Linked DNA regions of Homo sapiens: region 2 is linked to region 1. Evidence: chromatin loops called from intact Hi-C (ENCODE). Cell type or tissue: ascending aorta. All regions are shown on one strand. Each heading gives the region's core, and the rest is flanking DNA. Links, peaks and the distances in the headings are about the cores only. Region 1 holds the start of ACTR3B (actin related protein 3B). Region 2 overlaps GALNT11 (polypeptide N-acetylgalactosaminyltransferase 11).

What was found. Peaks named below come from ENCODE experiments on the same cell type or tissue, not always from the same donor. Only the 100,000 strongest peaks of a DNase experiment are listed, where the experiment ranks them.
Region 2: it touches region 1 in a loop (5-fold over the local background); 9 of 110 quality-filtered maps call a loop at or near these places.

Annotation. Positions count from the first base shown.
Region 1 is chr7:152,753,289-152,764,844 of GRCh38, forward strand. ACTR3B (actin related protein 3B) reads left to right here and starts at 6,464. Exons shown (of 12, transcript NM_020445.6): 1 at 6,464-6,638. The coding sequence starts at 6,595. It also overlaps the pseudogene RN7SL845P. RefSeq lists enhancers at 6,106-6,265, 7,266-7,315 and silencers at 6,516-7,035, 6,796-7,090. In ascending aorta, for the core only: no CTCF peak of the experiment used is centred there; DNase peaks (open chromatin) are centred at 6,423 and 6,993; H3K4me3 peaks cover 2,055 bases; H3K27ac peaks cover 1,493 bases.
Region 2 is chr7:152,026,182-152,037,737 of GRCh38, forward strand. All of the region lies in intron 1 of GALNT11 (polypeptide N-acetylgalactosaminyltransferase 11), which reads left to right. Among named protein-coding and RNA genes, the nearest start is that of GALNT11, 6.3 kb to the left of the region's middle. RefSeq lists a silencer at 1-27. In ascending aorta, for the core only: a CTCF peak has its summit at 4,121 (motif pointing left); a DNase peak (open chromatin) is centred at 4,100.

The DNA of each region.
Region 1 (11,556 bases), core at 5,358-7,857:
TGGCAGCGGCAAGAGAGAATGAGAGCCAAGAGAAAGGGGTTTCTCCTTATAAAACCATCAGATCTCGTGAGACCTATTCACTACCATGAGAACAGTGTGGGGGAAACTGTCTCCATGATTCAATTATCTCCCACCGGGTCCCTCCCACAACACCTGAGAATTATGGGAGCACAGTTCAAAATGAGATTCGGGTGGGGACACAGGGCCAAACCATATCACATCCCATTATGGCTAGGAACTCAGCTTTCAAAGTTTCTCTGGGGTCCCCTTGGCCAAGAGGGAGTCTGTTCAGTCAGTTGTGGGGCTTAGAATTTTATGTTTATCTCTCAAACCCTAAATATTGTCTGGTAGTGTGGATGAACTTATTAAAGTGCAGCTCCCCAGATTTCATCTCTGGATTCTGAGTAGTGGGCATAGAATCAGTGATTGATTCTGATGAGAGGCACATGGAAGCACTCAGCATATTTTGTTGAATAAATGAAGCAGATGTGAATTGAAATTGGAAGGATGGGTGAAGCTTTGAAAAGAGTTTTGAAGGATGATGAGAATGAGGTAGCTGAGGAATGTTCTAGATTCAGAGGCCTGCACAAACACCTGACAATACAGAGGGTTTGAAGAACAGTGTGTGGTCTGGTATGTCCTGATGTACCAAGGGGCATAATGTGAGATGAGATTGCAAAGGTAATTTAGAATCTGATCTTAGAGAACCTTGAATGCCATAATAAAGGTTTGGACCAAATTCCATAAGAATAACACACCACTGATGGTTGTAGGGAAAGAAGACTGACATAATACATACATTCTGGAATTCTGTCCTGATGTCCCTCATAGCAGTATAATTTTCCTGAAAGATTTCTTGTAGAGACAAAAGCCTGGAGACAGGGTGACTAGTGGGAGGCTATTGAGCAGTTGAGCAAGAGCGACAGTTGGAATGAAAAGCAGGGGACAGAGACACAAGGGAAGCGGTGGGGTTGAATGACCAGGCCTTGGCAGCTGAGTGGTATAGGAGGGAAGCAAGAAGAGAAGGGGGCGTGGAGGGTCACAGTCTGAGTAATTGCCCTCGGCAGAGAAAAAAACATAGCAGAGTTGGTCTGAATATGTTCCGTCCTCTCGGTAATTTTCTTAAGACTTGTGGTTTGGGGTCTGTTATTAACTCTCTGAACACACTCAACACACTCCGGCCAATCAACTCTTGCTTGGACCATTTTCTCCTGCTGTTGCCAAGACATCAGCGAGGCCCATTGAGTCCAGTGACAGACCCTTCCTCTTAAAGGAGAATGCCAGCTACTTTCAAAGGAACGGGTTTCTAATTTTTTTGGTACTCCTTTCTCGTTTGCATCCTCATGGCAACAGGGAACACACAGCTTGCTCTTGCCTACAGCTCTGAGATTTAAGATTCGCAGAGCTGCTGGGTGGGCAGTTTTGGAAGACAGCGGTTAGTTTTTGGGTTCTTTTTCCATCTTGGCCCAGCACAACTAGTTACATGCAGGACATTAAGATCACATTGTCCGGGGACTCATGCACTAAATCCCATTAGATAGATAATCTCTGAGCCCTGATTATTTTGTTCTTAAGCTGTCTTCATATGCATAAATACACGGCATTGCCAGAATTGAATGGTGTTTATTACAAGTTCATTTGAGAGTGGTGCTGATACGAGGCAGTACTTGGGATAGTAGTTGTGAAACGGTCACATCGTCTGCTAGAGGAGATGCGGAATTGTATATGGGAGGTGTTCGGGTTTCCATGTTTCTGACTGTTGGCAGCAGGTGGAGTAGGATGCCATTGTTGGGTAGAAGTACAATAAAGAGATGCTTCTTCCTGCTGACAAAAGCCAACTAAAACGCTTCTCTCATGACAAGTTGAATTTAAGGCATAAATCAGAAAGCAGGCTGAGCTACTCAGAGAAAAGATTCCTAGGTTAATATGCATTTAGTAGCAGGAATTTTGTAAAGTATATTGAAGAGGGCAAACCTCCTTGGCAATATAATTAATAAAGATAGTACTTGAAGTGCTTTATTTTTTTGAGACGGAGTTTTGCTCTTGTTGCCGAGGCTGGAGTGCAATGGCGCGATCTCAGCTCACTGCAACCTCCGCCTGCCGAGTTCAAGTGATTCTCCTGCCTTGGCCTCCTGAGTAGCTGGTGGCATGTGCCACCATGCTCGGCTAATTTTGTATTTTTAGTAGAGACGGGGTTTCGCCATGTTAGCCAGGATGGTCTTGATCTCCCGACCTTAGGTGATCCACCCGCCTCGGCCTCCCAAAGTGCTGAGATTACAGGTGTGAGCCACCACGCCCCACGAAGTGCTTCTTATAGAGTATGAGGTTTATACCTCTGTGGGTGTTTTGCCCTAGGCACTGTCAAAATGGATGCAATCAGTTTCTGATGTATAGGAGTTAACAGTCTAAGAAGAATAACACAGAAGAATACACAGAGAATTGTCTTAGACTGTTCAGGCTGACATGACAAAATACCATTGACGGGGTGGCTTAAACAACAGAAATTTATTTTTTTCAGTTCTGGAGGCTAGAAGTCTGAGATCGGGGTGCCAGCAGAGTTGGGTTCTGGTGAGGCTTCTCCTCTTGGCTCGCAGACAGCCACCTTCTTGTGTTCTCACAAGACAGTGCTGTGTCTTCACACAATGGCCATTCCTCTTCTTGTTGATCAAACCCAATTTCAGTCAGGTATTAGCAGCCATATATTTCAGAGGAGATGAGGCCCCTCTCCAGCCCAAGGGGGTCTTCTTCAATAATCTAAGTCAGTTCAGTATATCAGGTGTGACTATTTCATAATTACTATTCTGAGTCTTGCCTCATCCCAGCACCACTCTCAAATGAACTTGGAATAAACACCATTCGATGCTGGCAATGCTATGTATGTATGAATATGAATAAACCATCCAGTGACTGCTTTTGGCACAGGTTGGAATTATGGATTGAACTGTGTCTCTACAGAAACATGCTGAAATCCTAACCTTTGGCTCTGGTGAATGTGATATTTGGAAACGGGATATTTGCAAATGTAATTAAGTTGAGATGAGGTCATTAGGGTGGGCACTAATCCAATATGACTGGCGTCCTTATAAGGAGAATGCCATGTGAAGATGCAGACACAGGGAGAATGCTACGTGATGATGGAGGCAGAGATTGGAGTGATGCACCTACAAGCCAAGGAATGCCAAGGGTTGCCAGCAGCCATCAGAAGCTGGGTATGGAACAGATCCTCCCCTAGAGTCTTCGAGAGAACATGGCTTTGCTGACACCTGCATTTGGCCTTCTGGCCTCCAGAACTGTGAGAGCATAAATATCTCTTGTTGAAGCCACCCAGTTTGTTCTACTTTGTCATGGCCACCCCAGAAAAAGAATAGAAAAAGAGCTGATTAATGACACAAGAAGAGAAGCAGCTGGGAACTTCCGGAAACATTTCCTCCCACTGCCTTTGAGAAAGGGCATCAGGATGGGGCATTTCTTCCACTGTTTTTGTCCATCATGATTTTGGTGCATGGAGGGGCTGCAGCCGTCTCAACACTGCATGGGATAAGCTGAGGACAAACGACAACACGCAGGGCCCTGGCAGAGCTGAACGTACAGGCCCATGATGATGCCATCGAATGGTCAAATTATCCTGGAGTCACTGGATTTCCTATTGTGCGAGATAACAAATTTGCTCTTTCCTTGTGCCACTTTTAGTTAGGTTTTCTGTTATCTGCCTACAAAACACCTTTGATATATCAAGGGTTAGTGGTATCTAGAGGAAATCACTGAGGTCAGGAAATCTTTTGTTTTCTACCAGCTGCTGACCATGGCCATCAATCCCAATGAGTCCTATGCAGAGAAGATGCTCCCTGAAATCGCACACCCTTTATTACTAGCCAGTCCCAAATTCCTGTAAAGACTTCTTCCCTGGTGTAGTAGCTGGGTCCTATACAAGCCTTGAGGTCTTTCTTCCTGGGCTTTGTGCATGTTTTCCATCCCAGAAACACTCTTCCACCCTACAGTCTCCTCCACCTAGCTACTCTGCCCACCTTCTGGGTTTCAGCTTCAATATCATTGCTTTGAGAAGTTTCTACTGATTCCCAAGTCAGCCCCTCTATGGCTTTCTGGGCACCCTGGACTTGCCCTGTCTTAGCATTGACTACACTGTATTGTAATTGCCTGTTTACTGTTGCTATCTCCCACTGGACTCTTGTGGGCAGATACTCTGAACATCCTGTTTACTGCTGCATGCTCAGTCTAACACAAAGCCTGACTCACAGTAGGCGCTTGATATATGTTTGTTAAGTGAATAAAATAAAAGACATGGCAGTGTCAACAGTCTGTAATTTAGAATTAATCTATGTTTAGGCTAGGGCCGTGAAAAAAATGGGAGCTGGGCTGGGAGCAGTTGTACTTGCCTGTAGTCCCAGATACTCGGGAGGCTGAGGTGGAAGGGTCCCTTGAGCCCAGGAGTTCTGTGCCACCCAGAATGATGGATCTGCACTAAGTTTGGCATCAATATGGCACCCTCCCAGGAGCGGGGAACCACCAGGTTGCCTAAGGAAGGGTGAACTGGCCCAGGTCAGAGATGGAGCCGATCAGAACTCTCATGCAGATCAGTAGTGGGACCATGCCTGTGAATAGTCGCTGCCCTCCAGCCTGGGCAACATAGTGAGACCCTGTCTCTAAGAAACAAGCAATAAGAAAAGAAAAAGAAAAGGGACCAAGGCAGGGCTTTGGCAAAACACAAAGCAAGCCAGCCAATCTTTAACCCCAGCCTTGGGCTTCTAAACTGGGATTCCTCCACACTTACTCCTTTTTATTTTCCTCCCATTTGCTTCTCTCTTCAGTTCTCCTGAACATTCTCTAGGTCTGGGCCTTAATGGGTACTTATGAGTTAAAAAAAAGAAATGATGATGGGTTACCTAGGAGTGGTCAACGTATCTATTACTTCTAGGTAAAAAACACAATGTTTTAAGTACCTGTAAAAACAACATGTCTTGGCTGGGCGTGGTGGCTCATGCCTGTAATCCCAGTACTTTGGGAGGCTGAGGCAGGCAGATCACGAGGTCAGGAGCTCAAGACCAGTCTGGCCAGCATGATGAAACCCTGTCTCTACTAAAAATACAAAAAATTAACCGGGCATGGTAGTGGGTGCCTGTAATCCCAGCTACTTGGGAGGCTGAGGCAGGAGAATTGCTTGAACCTGGGAGGCGGAGTTGCAGTGAGCCGAGATTGCGCCACTGCACTCCAGCCTGGGCGACAGAGTGAGACTCATCTCAAAAAACAAAACAAAACAAAAAAATACATGTTTCCAGAAAGCTCCTAAAAAATTAGTATCAAGAATTTACGATCGGGCAAGAAGCAGGAAGCAAGTGGCAAGTGGGACTCTCAGTACCTTTATAATATAGTAGGTGGTGTTTGCCTTCTTTGGTTTCAGTAAGAACTTTTGGGCGATCATCCCATCTTCGACACTTGAAAACATTTTCCAGGAGTGATCTTGGTGTGGTTTACTCAGTCTAAGGCCATTCATTCCTTAAGGCTGGCCAAGCATTTGTTTTGCAGATTTTTCTTCTTAGAAAAATTTAGGCCGTGTTAGGTATAATAATTCCAACTAATTTTTTTTGTTGTTTTTTTGAGACAGACTCTCGCCCTGTTGTCCAGGCTGGAGTGCAATGGCGCGATCTTGGCTCACTGCAACCTCCGCCTCCCAGGTTCAAGCGATTCTCCTGCCTCAGCCTCCGGAGCAGCTGGGATTACAGGCACCCGCCACCACGCCCGGCTAATTTTTGTATTTTCAGTAGAGAAGGGGTTTCACCATGTTGGCCAGGCTGGTCTGGAACTCCTGACCTTGTGATCCACCCTCAGCCTCCCAAAGTGCTGGGATTACAGGCGTGAGCCACCGCGCCCGGCCAATTCCAACTAATTTTTTTTTTTTTTTTTATTATATGGGGAAGGTTACTCAGTCATTCAACAAACATTTGGGCACTTCCACAGGTACACCAAATACTGTGCTAAGCACCTGCTGCTCATCAATAGTGATTAAGACAGACTCAAGCCCTATCCTAGAAGATTTGATAGTCCAGTAGGGGAGGCAGACAACAAATACATAAATATAAAAATATAAACACTTTGCTTTAAGGGTTAGGAATGAAACCAACAGATTGTTGAGACAGAGGATACAGTACCGGTAGGGGACATAGTCAGGGTGATCAGGAACAACTTCCCTCGCAAGGTGACATTCGAGCGAAGACTTACAGGAGGAGAAAGGCGCCAGGCCTCGGAAATGGGGTCACGTTCATGTAAGTCAGTTAAAAATAAACCCCAATCTCTCCAGCAGCAAGGTTGGACGTATGGGGCCAAGAAGCCTCGCTGCCAGCACTAAAGATGGCGCGCCGGAGTGGGGGTGGGGGTGTTGGGGGAGGCGGGGCGTGCGCGCGTTCTGATTGGCCGACCGGGGAGTGACGTCACGTGTCGGCCGCCGAGCATCCGGGCTCCCGGCAGCGGCGCTGCGGCGGCTCGCGGGAGACGCTGCGCGCGGGGCTAGCGGGCGGCGGAGCGGACGGCGACGGGGCGCTCTCGGGCTGCCGGCGGGGCCGAGCGCCGCGCGTCCCGAGCATGGCAGGCTCCCTGCCTCCCTGCGTGGTGGACTGTGGCACCGGGTAAGAGCAGCTCGGCGCCCACCCCCGCTCCTCCGCGGCCCCGCTCCCGGCCCCTGGCGTCCACCTCGCCTGGAGGTCGAGCTGCGTCCGTCGCCCCGGGCTTGAGCCCCGCGATCACCTGGGCAGGTGGGGCGCCGGCCGCCGCTTCCCTCCAAGCCTTGCCTTGACGTCGTAAAACCCCCTCTTCCCTGCCGGGAAGGGCCACAAGAGGAAAAGCACGGAGGGTAGGGACGCGGTGCCCACTCTGAGCGAGCCCGGCGCTCCTCGCCTCCCCCGCCCACGTGGCCGGGCCCCTGGACCCGCAGCCCGGCTCCGGCCGTCGCCGGGGTGGACACCCTGAGGGACACCGGGAGCGCGGGATCTCCCCTCCTAGGAATATTCGCCAGCGTGAGGCACAGATCATCACTGCAGATCCTTTAACGTCACTCATCTCCTAGTGAACGGTGTCCCTGCCTTCCAGCGTTCTCAGCACTGGCCCTCGTTCTGTCCCCGCGTGTGCGTGTCATTCCTCCTGGCTGAGGATTCTTTACCACCTACTTGTGGAGAGAATAGCATCGATCTCCCAACTTGATACCATTTTTACTGCCCTCCCTGCGCTTTTCCAGTATGAAATGGCACACTCAGGCCAAGCTGTCCCTTTGGTTTGCATAGATTTGCCTTTTCGCTGAAAAATGATGTGTTTAAAAAGACTCCATTTTGAAAAATACCCTAAATTTGGGAGAGCATGTTTGTGGAATTGTGGTAGAGGTTTTTGTTTTTAACTTTTTGAGTGTGACCACTTCTTTCGTTGCCGTTAAGCTATTAAAAAGAGATCTTAGGAAATGCCCTGAAGTATCGGTGACCCAAGTTAGCTGGTTGTAGTAAGGTGATTGCTGAATCCATGTAGCTGGTAGTTTGGGAATACAAGCTTGCCTGCCTGCGTTATGGGTGTAGTGCTTAGTAAAATAGCCTGGAAGTAAATTTGGTCTCTTAGCGATTTTTTTCAAGAAGGGATTTTAATCATTTTTGCCACAAAATGTAACATGGCATGTTCACCTTACCCTTGATTCTTTTCTATAGAAAAATGCACTTGGTTTGGTTTCCTTGACAACCTTGTGGGGGTGCCTTCTTTAGTTTGCTACAGTCCATCTCCTACTGTTAGTTCCTTCCTTTTGCTGCTGAAGCGACCAGAAGTGGTTGTGGACTGGAAAAATCCTCTTTGCTTGTGTGAATTCTTTTTGAAATACACGTCATATCAAGCTTTGTAGCTCTTTATTTTAGAACTTGCTTTTCTACCTAAAACACAAGCCAAAATCAGCGTTGTCGATACTACAGCTCCCCTCCCTCAATTATTGACACCCTTAACTCATGCCCTCCCCCAATGGGTTCACCTCAGGTCCCCTCAGGTCTGGTTGTGTCAAGAGTGAAACCAGTGGGTGAAAGTATTTTTCATTTCCACATTTGCATGTGAGATTTTTGCTTTGTAGTTTTAGTCTTGCAGAACTATTAAAATATAAAGGAATTCTTGGTAGTAGCAATAAAATAATGCTCACAGAGTTGTCATACCTTTAAGATTAGTAAGTCGTGGACCTTACTCATCTTTCTTGCTATAAATACCTAAAATGTCGTGCTCAGTTTTGACCTTTTGAGGTAAGTGATTAATGTAACTTGGCTAACTTGGAGATTCAACTTCTATAGATCATTGTTTTGTGGCCCAAAGTCATGCTTCAGAAGTTGGTGTCAAGACTTAGAAACGGTGGCAGGGAATCTCCATATGAATTCCCCATATCGAGTGTATGGCCAGAAGGAGCCTGAAAGAGCCCGAATTTACCAACTTGAGCACATCAGTAGTTCTTACATTTCCCAGAGAGCCAAAATGATTTTTGGATTTAGTTTTGCCTCAAAATAGGACAAAAAGTGGTAAAATTCAGATAAAAATAACCAAGCCAAAGGAAAAGAACGGACCTAGGAAGTCACCCTGAGCTTTAGCCCAGTGGCTGCTGAAGTTGGTCCGCACATTCGACCTTAGTCTTCCTGTCTGACAACATCATAAGAGTCATGGTTATGTAATTCCTGTCATCAGAAATCAAGAGAAATACCTGTTTCTTGGGTGAAAAAAGCCTTTTTTTGTAGTACTAAATTGTAAAAGCATTGAGCTATACATAGTGGGCACTAATGATTTATTGGACAGTGTGATAAACAGTATTTTTTACAAATAAATTTCATCCCAGTATCCTTGAATCCTCCTCAGGTAAACCCCGAGACTACCTGAGTAAGCAGTGATGTGCTGGAGGCCAGGATAATATGGACAAAGGGATCTGCTGAGTCCAAAAATAAAGCTTCATCTATTTAAAGGGATGACTAGGCTGCATAGTTTTCAGAGAATATTTCACAACTCCGGTCTCACTTCTCTGAGCCAAACTTTTCAAATGAAGTCTTTTGCATTTTTCAACTTTTTTTGAAATAATTTCAAATCTACTGAAAGCTGGAAGAGAACAAAAAACTACTGTATACTCTTCTTCCAGTTTTACCAACTGTTAACATTTGCTTTGTCACTCTCTGTATGTCCATACATATTATTATTACTTTCCTGCACTGTTTGAGAGTAAGTTGCAGAGATCATACCCTTTTATATCAAAATACTTGAATGCGTACTTTCTGAGGACACATTTTCCCTTCTAGAATCACATTCCAATCATCAAAATCAGAAAATTTAACATACATACAGTAGTATCCTATATACAGTATGGATTCATGTCTTTTATGGAATGTCACCCATGAAAGACCTCCCCATCAGCGGCATACATTGCATCTGGTGGGTGTCATGTCTTTTAAGTCTAATTTAATCTGGAATAATTTCTTAACCTTTTTTTGTCTTTCAAGATGTTGGCATTTTTGACAGCCAGTTGTTACCTAGTGTTTCTCTGTGATAGATACAGGATATGCATATTTGTCAGGACTACCACAGAAGTCCTGTTGATCCTTCTTAGTGCATCCCATCGAAAGGCTTAAGATAGGGACTCGCCTCAGTCTTGATGAAGTTCACTTGGATCATTTGGAGAGGGTGATGTCCACGAGGTTTCTTCACTGTTCAGTTACTATTTTTCTTTGTAATTAATAAGTCATTTGGCTGGGCGCGGTGGCTCATGCCTGTAATCCCAGCACTTTGGGAGGCCGAGGCGGGCGGATCACCTGAGGGCAGGAGTTCGAGACCAACCTGGCCAACATGGTGAAACCCCGTCTCTACTAAAAATACAAAAATTAGCTGGGTGTGGTGGTGCGTGCCTGTAGTCCCAGCTGCTTTGGAGGCTGCTCAGGAGAATCACTTGAATCCGAGAGGCGGAAGTTGCAGTGAGCCGAGATCGGGCCACTGCACTCCAGCCTGGTGACAGAGCGAGACTCCATCTCAAAAAAAAAAAAAAAAAAAAAAAAAAAAAAGTCATTTGTGGGGGAATATTTTATGTAAGTACTCTATTCTTAAACTTTCATCCATTAGTTTAAGTATCCATTGGTGACTCTTGTTTTTTTCTTTTTTTTTGACAGAATCTTGTTCTGTTTCCTAGGCTGGAGTGCAGTGGCACAATCTCTGCTCACTGCAACCTCTGTCTCCCAGGTTCAGGGAATTCTCCTGCTTCAGCCTCATGGGTAGCTGGGATTACAGGCATGAGCCACCATGCCCGGCTAACTTTTTGTATTTTTGGTAGAGACGGGATTTCATCATGTTGCCCAAGCTGGTCTTGAATCCTGATCTCAAGCAATCCACCCGCCTTGGCCTCCCAAAGTGCTGTGATTACAGGCGTGAGCCACTGTGCCTGGCCCATTGGTGATTCTTGCCTGAATTACTAATTATGGTGATGGTTGCAAAATGGTGATTTTTGAACTCTATTATTCTGTCTCCATTTATTAGTTAACATTTTATTTTAAGGAAGAACTTATCCATAGGCCTCATTTGTTTATTGTCTGTATGAGTTGTCGTTCTGTTCAAAGAATGATAATCCATTATGCCGTCCTCATTGTTGTCAGTGGGTTATCTATTGCTTAAATTGTCCCAGATTTTGCCAAGTGAAGCTCATTCAGGCTGACTCCCATGTTCTTTATTTTTTATTTATTTATTTTTTGAGACGGAGTCTTGCTGTGTTGCCCAGGCTGAAGTGCAGTGGTGTGACTTCAGCTCACTACAACCTCTGCCTCCCGGGTTCAAGCGATTCTCCTGCCCCAGCCTCCTGAGTAGCTGGGATTATAGGTGTACACCACCACGCATGGCTGTTTTTTTGTATTTTTAGTAGAGATGGGGTTTTGTCATGTTGGCCAGGCTGGTCTTGAACTCCTAACCTCAGGTGATCTGCCCACCTCTGCCTCCCAAGGTGTTGGGATTACAGGAGTGAGGCACTGCACCTGGCCTTCCATGTTCTTTAGACATGTCTTCATTTTTTGAGCATTCTGGCCAGGCGCAGTGGCTCACACCTGTAGTCCCAGCACTTTGGGAGGCCGAGGATGTGGATCACGACCCGTGGTCAGGAGATCGAGACCATCCTGGCTAACACGGTGAAACCCCGTCTCTACTAAAAAAAAAAAGAAATACAAAAAAATTAGCCGGGCACACTGGTGGGCTAATTTTAGTAGTCCTAGCTACTCAGGAGGCTGAGGCAGGAGGATCGCTTGAACCAGGAGGCGGAGGTTGCAGTGAGCTGAGATCGCGCCACTGCACTCCAGCCTGGCAACAGCGAGACTCCATCTCAAAAAAAAAAAAAAAGAAAAAATAAAGCAAGGATATCTTTTTGTATTTTTTGCCTGAGTATCTGTGGCTTAGATTTTTAGAAATGGGATTTCTGGGTCAAAGGGCAAATGCATATGTAATTTTGCTAGGCAGTGTCAAATTACACTCATTAGTGTGCATTCTCACCAGTAATGTGTGAGGATGCCTGTGTCTTACAGACTC
Region 2 (11,556 bases), core at 2,777-5,276, 730 kb before region 1:
CCCCAGCATTTCCTAAAATGAAGTCCAGATCAGTATTGTCCACTTTTTAAAATTAAAAGTGCCCAGAAATAGAATAGTTCACACATACACAAAACTAGGGAGAATAGTGTGGAAGGAAATTTAATCTCGGGACCCCAAATCACTAAGCCAAAGTCAAGCTGGGAGCTGCGTCAGGCAAACCTGCCCCTAAGTTTTGTTCCTAAGACAGCTGCAAAGATAAAAAGCCACACAGCTCCCTCACCCTTTGGCCAGGAGGAAATTCGCTGTGGACCTCCACATCTTTACCCTGAAACAGTTGTGTGGAATTGCACCCTGGCAGTGTAAATTGACAGCTTGTCTTCGCAGGTGAGGAACAGGGACAGAACTCAAGTCATCCTTCTGCTCACCTGAGACAGATGCATGTCTGACGGCTTCCTCTGCCCTGTATTTATGTAAAAATGCAGATTCACTGAGCCAGACTAAGGCACAAGTGGCTATTCCTCTGCCTGCCCCATGGCGTAAATTGTGTGTTCAGTAAAAGGCAGAGCAGAGGCTCAAAAGAATGTAGCCGTTTGTCTCTCATCTTACCCATGACCTGGAAGCCGCCACTTTGAGTTGTCCCACCTTTCCTGCCCGAACTAGTCTATACCTGTATTTGATTGAAGACTCATGTTCCCCTACAATGTATAAAACTAGGCTGTGCCCCCACCACCTTGGGTACATGCTCTCAGGATCTCTTGAGGGCAGTGTCATGGGCCATAGACACTCATTTCGCTCAGAATAAATCTCTTTAAAAATTTTTTTATTAGCCGGGTGCGGTGGCTCACGCCTGTAATCCCAGCACTTTGGAAGGCCAAGGCGAGCGGATCACGAGGTCAGGAGATCAAGACCATCCTGGCTAACACGGTGAAATCCCGTCTCTACTAAAAATACAAAAAATAAGCCGGGCGTGGTGGCAGGCGCCTGTAATCCCAGCTACTTGGGAGGCTGAGGCAGGAGAATGGCGTGAATCGAGGAGGCAGAGCTTGCAGTGAGCCGAGATCACGCCACTGCACTCCATCCTGGGTGACAGAGCGAGACTCCATCTCAAAAAAATTTATTTTTAATTTTTGTGGGTACATAGTAGGCATATGTATTTATAGGTACATGAGATATTTGATATGGCATAGAATGCATAATCACATCAGGATAAGCAGGGTATCCATCTTCTCAAGCATTTATCCTTTGTTAGTGCTACAAACAACCTGCAAGGCTCTTGTATTGGTTTGAACCCCGATGACGCACCAACAACCCCCACGACATGAGGCGGTGTGGAGCAACATGCTGTTTTAATAAGCGCCTGGGTGCAGACGGGTTTATGCCTAAATGGCATCAGCCCCAAGTGAGGAATGGGTTTTATAATAGCATCAGCCCCAAGTGAGGAAGGGGTTTTATAGTCCTCTGTAAGCAGGAAGTGTCCCAGTCTGACGTGGCTGCTGCGTAAATGTGTCCGGAATTGGTTCCTTCCAGTGGATTCTTGGTCTCGCTGACTTCAAGAATGAAGCCACGGACTGTCGCGGTGAGTGTTACAGTTCTTAAAGATGGTATGTCGAGAGTTTGTTCCTTCTGATGTTCAGATGTGTCCAGAGTTTCTTCCTTCTGGTGGGTTCGTGGTCTTGCTGACTTCAGGGATGAAGCCGCAGACCTTTGCAGTGAGTGTTACAGCTCTTAAAGGTGGCACGTCTGGAGTTGTTTTTTCCTCCCAGTGGGTTCATGAGCTCACTGACTTCAGGAGTCAACCTGCAGACCTTCGCAGTGAGTGTTACAGGTCTTAAAGGTGGCATGTCGAGAGTTGTTTGTTCCTCGCAGTAGGTTTGTGGTCTCACTGACTTCAGGAGTGAAGCCACAGACCTTCACAGTCAGTGTTACAGCTCATAAAGTTAGTGCAGACCCAAAGAGTGAGCAGCAGCAAGATTTATTGCAAAGAATGAAAGAGCAAAGCTTCCACAGCATGGAAGGGGACCCGAGCAGGTTGCCGCTGCTGGCTCCAGTGGCCTGCTTTTATTCCCTTATTTGGCCCCACCCACATCCTGCTGATTGGTCCATTTTACAGAGAGCTGATTAGTCCATTTTAGAGTGCTGATTGCTCTGTTTTACAGAGTGCTGATTGGTCTGTTTTACAGAGTGCTAATTGGTCGGTTTTTACAGAGTGCTGATTGGTGCGTTTACAAACCTTTAGCTAGACACAGAGCGCTGATTGGTGCATTTACAATCCTTTAGCTAGACAGAAAAGTTCTCCAAGTCTGCTACCCAGTTAGCTAGTCACAGAGCACTGATTGGTGCATTTACAATCCTTTAGCTAGACTGAAAAGTTCTCCAAGTCCCCTACCCGATTAGCTAGACACAGAGCACTGATTGGTGTGTTTACAAACCTTTAGCTAGACACAGAGCCCTGATTGGTGCATTTACAATCCTTTAGACAGAGTAGTTCTCCAAGTCCCCACCCGACCCAGAAGCACAGCCAGCTTCACCTCTCAATCCCCCCCCTCTAAACAGGACACCCCAACTGCTGTTGGGAATTTGGCCAATGACTGCTGTAGCTACTTCCTGCTGGATAGGGGTGAAGAAGGGGCCCTGCAATTGTAGTGTCCTCCAGAGGGGAACTCTTTAGGCCAGTGAAAGGGCCAGCAGGTTGGTCCAGGGGTCCTGGTAGAAGTTTAGTTGAGCTCATTTGGAGTTCCATTTGTAAGACCATCTGTAGCTTGATGGTCTCAATTCTAGAGGAAACAAATTTGAAAAGGAGGTTAAAAATACAGGGCCCGAAGGCAAGTAATAGCAAGATGGCTGCCACAGGACCTAGAAAGGGGAGAAGCCATGTTGTCCAACTCCAGAGGTTGGTGTAAGAGTTTGAAAGGCGTCTGATTTCAGAAGCCTTTTCCTATAAATGTTGGGTGGCATCTCATACTATCCCTGACTGGTTAGTGTAAAAACAACACTCTTCCCCTAAGAAGGTGCAGAGTCCTCCTTTCTCAGCAGTGAGGAGGTCTAGGCCTCGGTGGTTTTGGAGAGTCATTGCTGCCAAAGAGTCTATTTGGAATTGTAGTTACTATCCTTACTGGATAGATTTTGTTATTTCTTGCAAACTCTCTTGAGAAATCCTTTGAGAGTGTGGTAGTAGGATAATGAAGTAGGTAAACTGGCTATTCCAGTTCCTGTAGCAGTGGCCATTTCTAACCCTATAGGTAGGGGTATTAGTTGTATGGCTCTGCACTGACGGACTTGAGCTTTGAGGGGTACTGATAGGGTCTGATTTCCACAAGATTAGAAGTTAGAATAATATATGTTTACACTGTTAACTTTTAGCAAACTTTACTTTTGTTGAAAACCTTGTAAGTTTGGGATTTCAATTATTCTTTGCTATTAATAAGACCTCGTTCAGTCCATATTAACTTAGAATTGATATAGATGGCTCCTTCCTGATTCTGTAAGTACTTTAAGGTTTGGCTGAGTGCAAACAGCTCGCACATTTGAGCAAACCAATTATTAGGCAGTTTTCCTAACTCTGCTTCTACAGTTCCCTTATCATTTACTGAATACCCCTTGTGTCTTTTTTCCTTAATCACCCAGGAGGAACCATCTATGGTCCTGTCCTGAAGGGAGTTCCTCCTAGATCTGGTCGGACCTTTGTATGGTAGTTAGTTAAGATTTAGATCCCCTGTTAGGAAACCTGCTGGGTTAAGGATTTTTGATAGGAAGGCTATGGGTTGTCAGTGGCCTCAGTGCTTTTGGGCTACGCCCTTGTTTACACTGACAACAAGGTGGTATTGGAGTGTTACAGAGTTACAGAGAAGGCCTTCAATTATCAGTTATAGGTTTTAACTTTACTGTGGCTTTTAAAGGAATAGGGTGTAGGGTCCAGCCCCACAGGGTCGGTGGGTTTTTTCCCCGTGTGCGGAGACGAGAGAGTGTAGAAATAAAGACACAAGACAGAGATAAAAGAAAAGACAAGAGGTAGAGGAGTAGAGTCTTCTGTAAACTCCCACGGGGAAAGGGAGACTCCCTTTCCTGGTCTGCTAAGTAGCGGGTGTTTTTCCTTGACACTGATGCTACCGCTAGATCACGGGACGCTGGTGTTACCACTAGACCAAGGAGCCCTCTGGTGGCCCTGTCCGAGCATAACAGAAGCCTCAACTCTTGTCTTCTGGTCACTTCTCACTATGTCCCCTCAGCTCCTATCCCTGTATGGCCTGGTTTTTCCTAGGTTATGATTGTAGAGTGAAGATTATTATAATATTGGAATAAAGAGTAATTGCTACAAACTAATGATTAATGATATTCATATATAATCATCTCTATGATCTATATTTAGTATAACTTCTTATTTTATATATTTTATACTGGAACAGCTCGTGCCCTCAGTCTCTTGCCTCGGCACCTGGGTGGCTTGCCGCCCACAATAGGGTACACTGTTTTTTCTTTACTACTTCTATCTCTCTTTCTCTTTGATGACTTCTTTGTCTCTCTGAGTCCCTCTTTGTCTGTCTCTTCCTCTCTCTCTTTGCCTTTCTATGTCTCTCTCTCTGACTCTCTCTTTGTCTCTGTCTCTTTGACTTTGTCTCTTTCTTTCTCTCTGACTCCTTTGTCTCTCACTTCCTCTCTCTGTGTCTCTCTCTGATTTTCTGTTTCTTTCTCTCTTTCCTTTCTGCTGGTCTTTCCCTTCCTCTGCCAGCCACTTATGCTGCTGTTCTCCCCTCTCCTTCCCGTTTTGATGGCTTTGGCAGTGTAAGACTGCCACCTCCTTGGGTTTTTGCACTGCATGCAATAACTCCATGGTTTCCTTGTGGTATTTAATGGGGGTTCCCCCAGAGGTTAGAAACTCCCTTTCTTTCCATATTGCAGCACAGGCATGTAGGATTAGATAAGCATACTTGCTACCTGTATACACATTTATTCTTTTTCCCTTTCCCAGTTCTAAGGCTCAGGTAAGTGCCACTAGTTCTCCTGACTGGGTGCTGGTCCTTGGGGGAGGAGGCTTACTTTCAAGTACGGTTACGTCACTAACTATGGCATAACCTGCCCTTCGTATCCCATTCTCCACAAATGAACTTCTGTTGGTATATAGATTAAGGTCAGGATTAGCTAAGGGGACTTATAAGAGGTCATCTCAGGCAGCATAAGTCTGGACTATAATTTGTTGGCAGTCATGCTCGATTGGTTCCCCATCCTCTGGGAGAAAAGTGGCAGGGTTGAGGGCCACGCATGTATGTATTTGAAGCACCGGTCCCTCAAGGAGTAGTGCCTGGTATCTAAGTAGGTGGTTGTCTGATAGCCATAAACTCCCTTTGGCACTTACTATGCCATTTACATCATGAGTAGTCCAGACAGTGAGATCCTTTCCTTGTATTATTTTGATAGCCTCTGACACTAGGATGGGTACTGCTGCAACTACCCTTAAACAGTGAGGCCAGCCTTTTGCTACTACATCAATTTCCTTACCTAGGTGTGCCACCAGTTGTCAGACACGAGTCTGAGTAAGGACTCCAAGAGCTATCCCTGCTCTCTCTGTGATGTATAAAGAGAAGTTTTGTCCTGTGGGAAGGCTTAAAGCTGGAGCTTGTACTAGGGCCTGCTTTAAGGTTTTGAAGGCTGTTTCTGCCTCTGGTTCCCATTCTACTAGATGAGTATTTGCCCTCTGGGTCTCCTTGATTAGAGTATAGAGGGGCCTGGCTATCTTGCTCTATCTGGGGATCCATAGTTGGCAAAAGCGGTGATTTGAAGGAACCCCCACAACTGTTTTAAAGTCTTAGGGTGAGGATAAGCCAGTATAGGCTGTATTCGTTCCTTGCCAAGGGTCCTGGTCCCTCTGGCTAAGATTAGGCCTAGATATTTGACCTGCTGTAGGCAAAGCTGGGCCTTTGACCTAGATGCCTTGTACCCTTGATTAGCTAGAAAATTCAAGAGATCTAGAGTAGCCTGCTGGCATGAGGCTTCCGAACTGGTAGCCAAAAGTAAATCATCCACATACTGAAGGACCAGAGTGCCTGGACTTGAGAAGTGGCCTAGATCTTGGGCCAGTGCCTGACCAAACAGATGAGGGCTATCCCTAAACCCTTGGGGCAAGACGGTCCATATAAGTTGGGATGTGTGGTCTGTGGGATCCTCAAAGGCAAAGAGAAACTGGGAGTCATGGGAGTCATAGTGCAGGGGAATACAGAAGAAGGCATCCTTGAGGTCCAGAACAGGGAACCATTCTGCTTCCTCTGGTATTTGAGAGAGCAGGGTATAGGGGTTGGGTACAACTGGATATAGAGGAATTACTGCCTCACTGATGAGTCTAAGATCTTGCACTAGACTCCACTGACCGTTCGGTTTTTGTACTCCTAGAATTGGGGTGTTGCAGGGACTGCTGCATTTCTTTACTAAGCCTTGAGCTTTTACATGTTTAACAATATCCTGTAATCCTTTATGAGCTTCAGGCCTTAAGGGATATTGCCTTTGATAAGGAAATGTGGTGGGATCTTTTAACCTGATTTGGACTGGGCAGGCATTTTTTGCCCTTCCAAATTGTCCTTCCAATGCCCAGACTTCAAGGTAGATTCCTTCCTCAAGTAGGTGACACCAAATGGGTAACTTGTTCCCCATATTCATGTAGATAATAGCTCCAGCTTTGGCTAACATATCCCTCCCTAATAAGGGTGTGGGACTTTCAGGCGTGACAAGAAAGGTGTGTGAAAAGAGCAAAGTCTCCCAATTACAACTGAGAAGGTGGGAGAAATACCTGGTTACAGGCTGTCCCAGGATTCCTCGGATGGTAATGGACCTTGAGGACAGTCGTCCGGGACAGGAGATTAACACTGAGAAGGCCACGCCAGTGTCCAGGAGGAAGTCAATTTCCTGGCCTTCAATGGTTAAATGTACCCGGGGCTCAGTGAGGGTGATGACATGAGCTGGCGCTTGCCCGAGGCACCCTCAAGTCCTGTTGTTGGATCATCTGGTTGGGGGCTTCTGACCCAGAGAACCTTTGTCCTCCGGGGCAGTGCGCCTTCCAGTGATTGCCTCGGCATAGCGGACATGGATGAGGGGGTGGCTTGTTTCTCGTTGGACAATCTTTTTTAAAATGTCTTTGTAAACCACACTGATAACAAGCCCTACCGGGTGATTGGCCTGCTCCATTTTCTGTCCTTTCTGAACCACCAAAGGTTTGTTTGTCTGAGGGCCATGACTAAGGCTGCAGCCTTTCTCTGATCTCGCTTTTCCTTTTGGGCCTGTTCCTCTTGGTCCCTATTATAGAACACCAAGGTTGCCAGGTTTAATAATGCCTCCAGATTTTGTTCAGGGCCCAGGGCTTGCTTTTGGAGCTTTCTCCTGATATCCACGGCTGATTGGGTAACAAACTTATATTTTACAATCAATTGACTCTCAAGTGAGTCTGGTGACAGGGGAGTACATTTTCTTAAGGCCTCCTGTAGCCACTTAAGGAAGGCAGAAGGATTTTCTTCCTTTCCTTGAGTTATGGTAGACATCATTGAATAATTCATGGGCTTTTTCCTAATTCTCCTTAGTCCTTCTAGAACACAGGTCAACAGATGTTTACGACTCCAGTCCCCATGATCTGAGTCAAGGTCCCAGTGGGGATCCATACTGGGGATGGCTTGCTTACCAGTAGGGAATTTGTCCCTTTCTTCAGCTGTCATTCTGCCATTTACTTGACTAAGGTACCAGGTATCTCCAAACTCTCAGGCTGCAGCTAAAGCCGCATTCTTTTCATTAAAGGCCTGGGTTTGATCTAACAGTAGCATGACATCTCTCCAAGTGACATCGAAGGTTTGCCCTAGACCATGTAGGACATCTGTGTACCTATCAGGATCATCTGAAAACTTACCCAGGTCTGCCTTGATCTGCTTTAAATCAGAGAGGGAGAAAGGGACATGTACCCTAGTTGGGTCAAATTCCCTCTCCCTACAACTTGAAGGGGACATAACCGATAGCCCAGGGGTTTTTGTGGTTCTTTGGAGATTTCTTTGCTTATTTCCTTCTGGGCAGGGGAGATTAGAGGAGGCTTATCATTAATAGGAAGGGTAGCTATAGGGAGGATAGGATATGGGGGTAAGCTGAGAGGTCCTCCTATGGGATGTAAATTGCAAACTTTGCATAGTTGTGTATTCTCCTTCAATGAAAAGAAAGCTTGGACATAAGGTGTTTCACTCCATTTGCCTTCCCTCTTACAGAAAAGGTCAAGCTTCAGGATAGTATTGTAATTTATACTTCCCTCAGGTGGCCATTTTTCCCCATCAGAGAGAGAATATGGGGGCCAGGCCATAGTGCGGTAAAAATGAGCCACCTCTTTTTCAGGGTTTGCGGGTCAAATTGGTCCCAGTGGCTTAGGATGCATTTCAAGGGTGAGCCTGTTGATGCCTGATTGTTTCCCATCTGAAAGACAAAACCGCCCGCAGTTTTGGTTTGTTTGTTTCTCCCCCTGCCCAAGAACCCACAATGGTCCCTGAACCCTGCTGATCGGAATAGTTGCACTCACCGATGCAGCAGCAGAAACACCTCTTGCCCAAGAACCCACAACGGTCGGTCCCTGGACCCTGCGGATGGGAATAGTTGCACTCACTGACGCAGCAGCAGAAACACTAGTTTTCCTCCTAGACCACAAGGAGGACCGAGGAAGGTCGGATTTAGTGGCCCTTACCAATGCATTCTCAAAAATCTGCACCCTTGCCTGTCCTCCTAGACCACAAAGAGGACCGAGAAAAATTGGATTTAGTGGCCCTTACTGATGCATTCTCGAAAACCTGTTAGGGTCCTAAGCATTCTCCAGTTAGTATTGGGACTTTACCCCTCCTGTAAAGATGTTATGCCCCAAAAATGAAGTGGAGGGCCATATCCTGAGGGAGGGGAGGGATCTCCAGAGTTGGAAGAGTGATGCCTTTTTGTCCGCACTTATATGAATACAAGAATGTCATTTCTGAAGCTCCCCGTATCCTAGCTTCTGGAATAGCTTTTGTTAGGCCTGCTAGTCTGAGGAGGGATCCTAAAATTCCGGATAAGACAGTCCCCCACCCTGATGGGGCTTTGGGCAAAAATTATGTCTTTCTAATTGGTGAGCCCGGGTGCCTAAAGAAGGTTAACAGAGTCCTGGAGTTTATACTAGAAATGATTCTTACAGGAGAAACTAGAAAAGCACCAGAGACAGGGAGTGGTTTCCAGAAGCGGGACTAGCCTCAGAGAAGAGAGGCAAGAGAAAGTTTTTCTGACAAGCATTAGGACCCAGGAGGCAAGGGTCAGGATAGGTAGGATAGATGGGCGAGTCTCGCTTGGGCAACATGACTTCGAGAGTTCTGCTCATGGCCACAGGGTCAACCAACTTGTTGTCAGGACCCCGGAGCTGAATGGCTTTCCTCTCTGTCGACCCTCGGCTCAGCCCGGAAGTACAGGAAAAGCGGAAAGCTGGTTCCAGGCAAACCAACACTCCCAACTCCGAAGAGTCAGGGGTTGTTAGAGAGCCCTATCCCGGAAAGCCTGACACCCGTGTCTTTAGTCCAGCGGCTGTGCTAGTCAGTTTTAACTGGCCGCTAGTCACTTTTAACTGGCCGACAGGTGCCTGGTATTTAGCCACCGAATTCTAAGGGAAAACAGGACAGAATAGCAAGTGAAAGGGGTCAGATGGTACTCACTGCTTGGCAATAGCGTCAGCCCCAAGTGAGGATGGGGAAGGGGTTTTACAGTCCTCTATAAGCAGGAATTGTCCCAGTCTGATGTGGCTGCTGCGTAGTGCCCGCTGGCCTCCCTCTTGATCTTCAGGGGGTGTCTTCTGCCCAGCTCTCTTCTTGCTTCTGCTAACTTGCTGATGCATGCTGCTGGCGCAACTGTCCTTGCGCATTTGGACTGGGCTTGAAGAGGGAGGAAGTATTCATTCCCTTAAGCTTTCAGGCTTGGGGGAGAATCTTTCACAACCCAATGATACTCTTTTAAAGTTACTTTAAAATGTGCAATAAAGTTTTGTTGACTGTAGTCATGCTGTTGTGCTATCAAATACTAGATCTTATGCATTCTATTTAACTATATTTTTGTATACATTAACTGTCTCTCCCCTCACTCCCTTCTCAGCCTCTGGTAACCATTATCTAGTCTCTCTCTCCGTGAGTTCAATTGTTTTAATTTTTAGCTTCCACAAATAAGTGACAACAGGCAAAGTTTGTCATTCTGTGTACCTGGCTTATTTTACTTAACATAATGACCTCCAGTTCTATCCCTGTTGTTGCAAATGATGGGATCTCATTCTTTTTTTATGGCTGAATAGTACTCCATTGTGTATATGTACCATGTTTTCTTTATCCATTCATTTGTTGATGGACATTTAGGTTGCTTCCATATCTTGGCTATTGTGAACAGTGCTGCAGGAAACATGAGACTGCAGACCTCTTTGGTATACTGATTTCCTTTCTTTTGGGTATATACTATGAGTGGGATTGCTGAGTCACGTGGTAGCTCTATTTTTAGTTTTTGGGGATCCTCCAAACTGGTCTCCATAGTGCTTGTACTAATTTACATTCCCACCAATGGTGTATGAGGATTCCCTTTTCTCCACATCCTCACCATCATTCATTATTGCCTGTCTTTTGGATATAAGCCATTTTAACTGGGGTGAGATGATATCTCCTTGTAGTTTTGTTTTGCATTTCTCTGATCAGTGATGTTGATCACCTTTTCATACACCTGTTTGCTATTTGTATGTCTTATTTTGAGAAATGTCTATTCAGACCTTTGCTCATTTTTTAATAGGATTATTAGATTTTTTTCCTATAGCATTGTTTGAGTTTCTTATGTATTCTGGTTATTCATCCCTTGCCAGATGGATAGTTTGCAAATACTTTCTCCTGGTCTCTAGGTTTCTCTTCACTTTGTTGTTCCTTTGTTGTACAGAAGCTTTTTAACTTGATGTGATACCATTTGTCCATGTATGCTGTGGTGGGGTATTACTCCAGAAATCTCTGCCTAGTTCAATGTTCTGGAGATTTTCTCCAGTGTTTTCTTTTAGTAGTTTCATAGCTTGAGGTCTTAAGTCTTTAATTCATTTCAATTTGATTTTTGTGTATAGTGAGAGATAGGGATCTAGTTTCATTCTTCTGCATATGTATATCGAGTTTTCGCAGCACCATTTATTGAAGAGACTCTCCTTTTCCCAATGTATGTTCTTGGCACTTCTGTCAAAAATGAGTTCGCTGTAGATGTATGGATTTGTTTCTGGGTTCTCCATTCTGTTTCATTGGTCTGTGTGTCTGTTTTTATGCTGGTGCCATGCTATTTTGGTTACTATAGCTCTTTAGTATAATTTGAAGTTGTAATTTGGGGTTAGATAATGTGAAGTCAAGTAATGTCATTCCTTCAGTTCTGTTGTTTTTGCTCAGATAGCATAGGCTATTCTGGGTCTTTTGTTATTCCATATAAGTTTTAGGATTTTTTTTTTCTATTTCTGTGAAGAATGTCTTTGGTTCATTGGTATTTTGATAGGGATTGCATCGAATCTGTAGGTTGCTTTGGGTGGTGTGGACATTTTAACAGTATTGATTCTTCCAGTTGGTGAATGTGGAA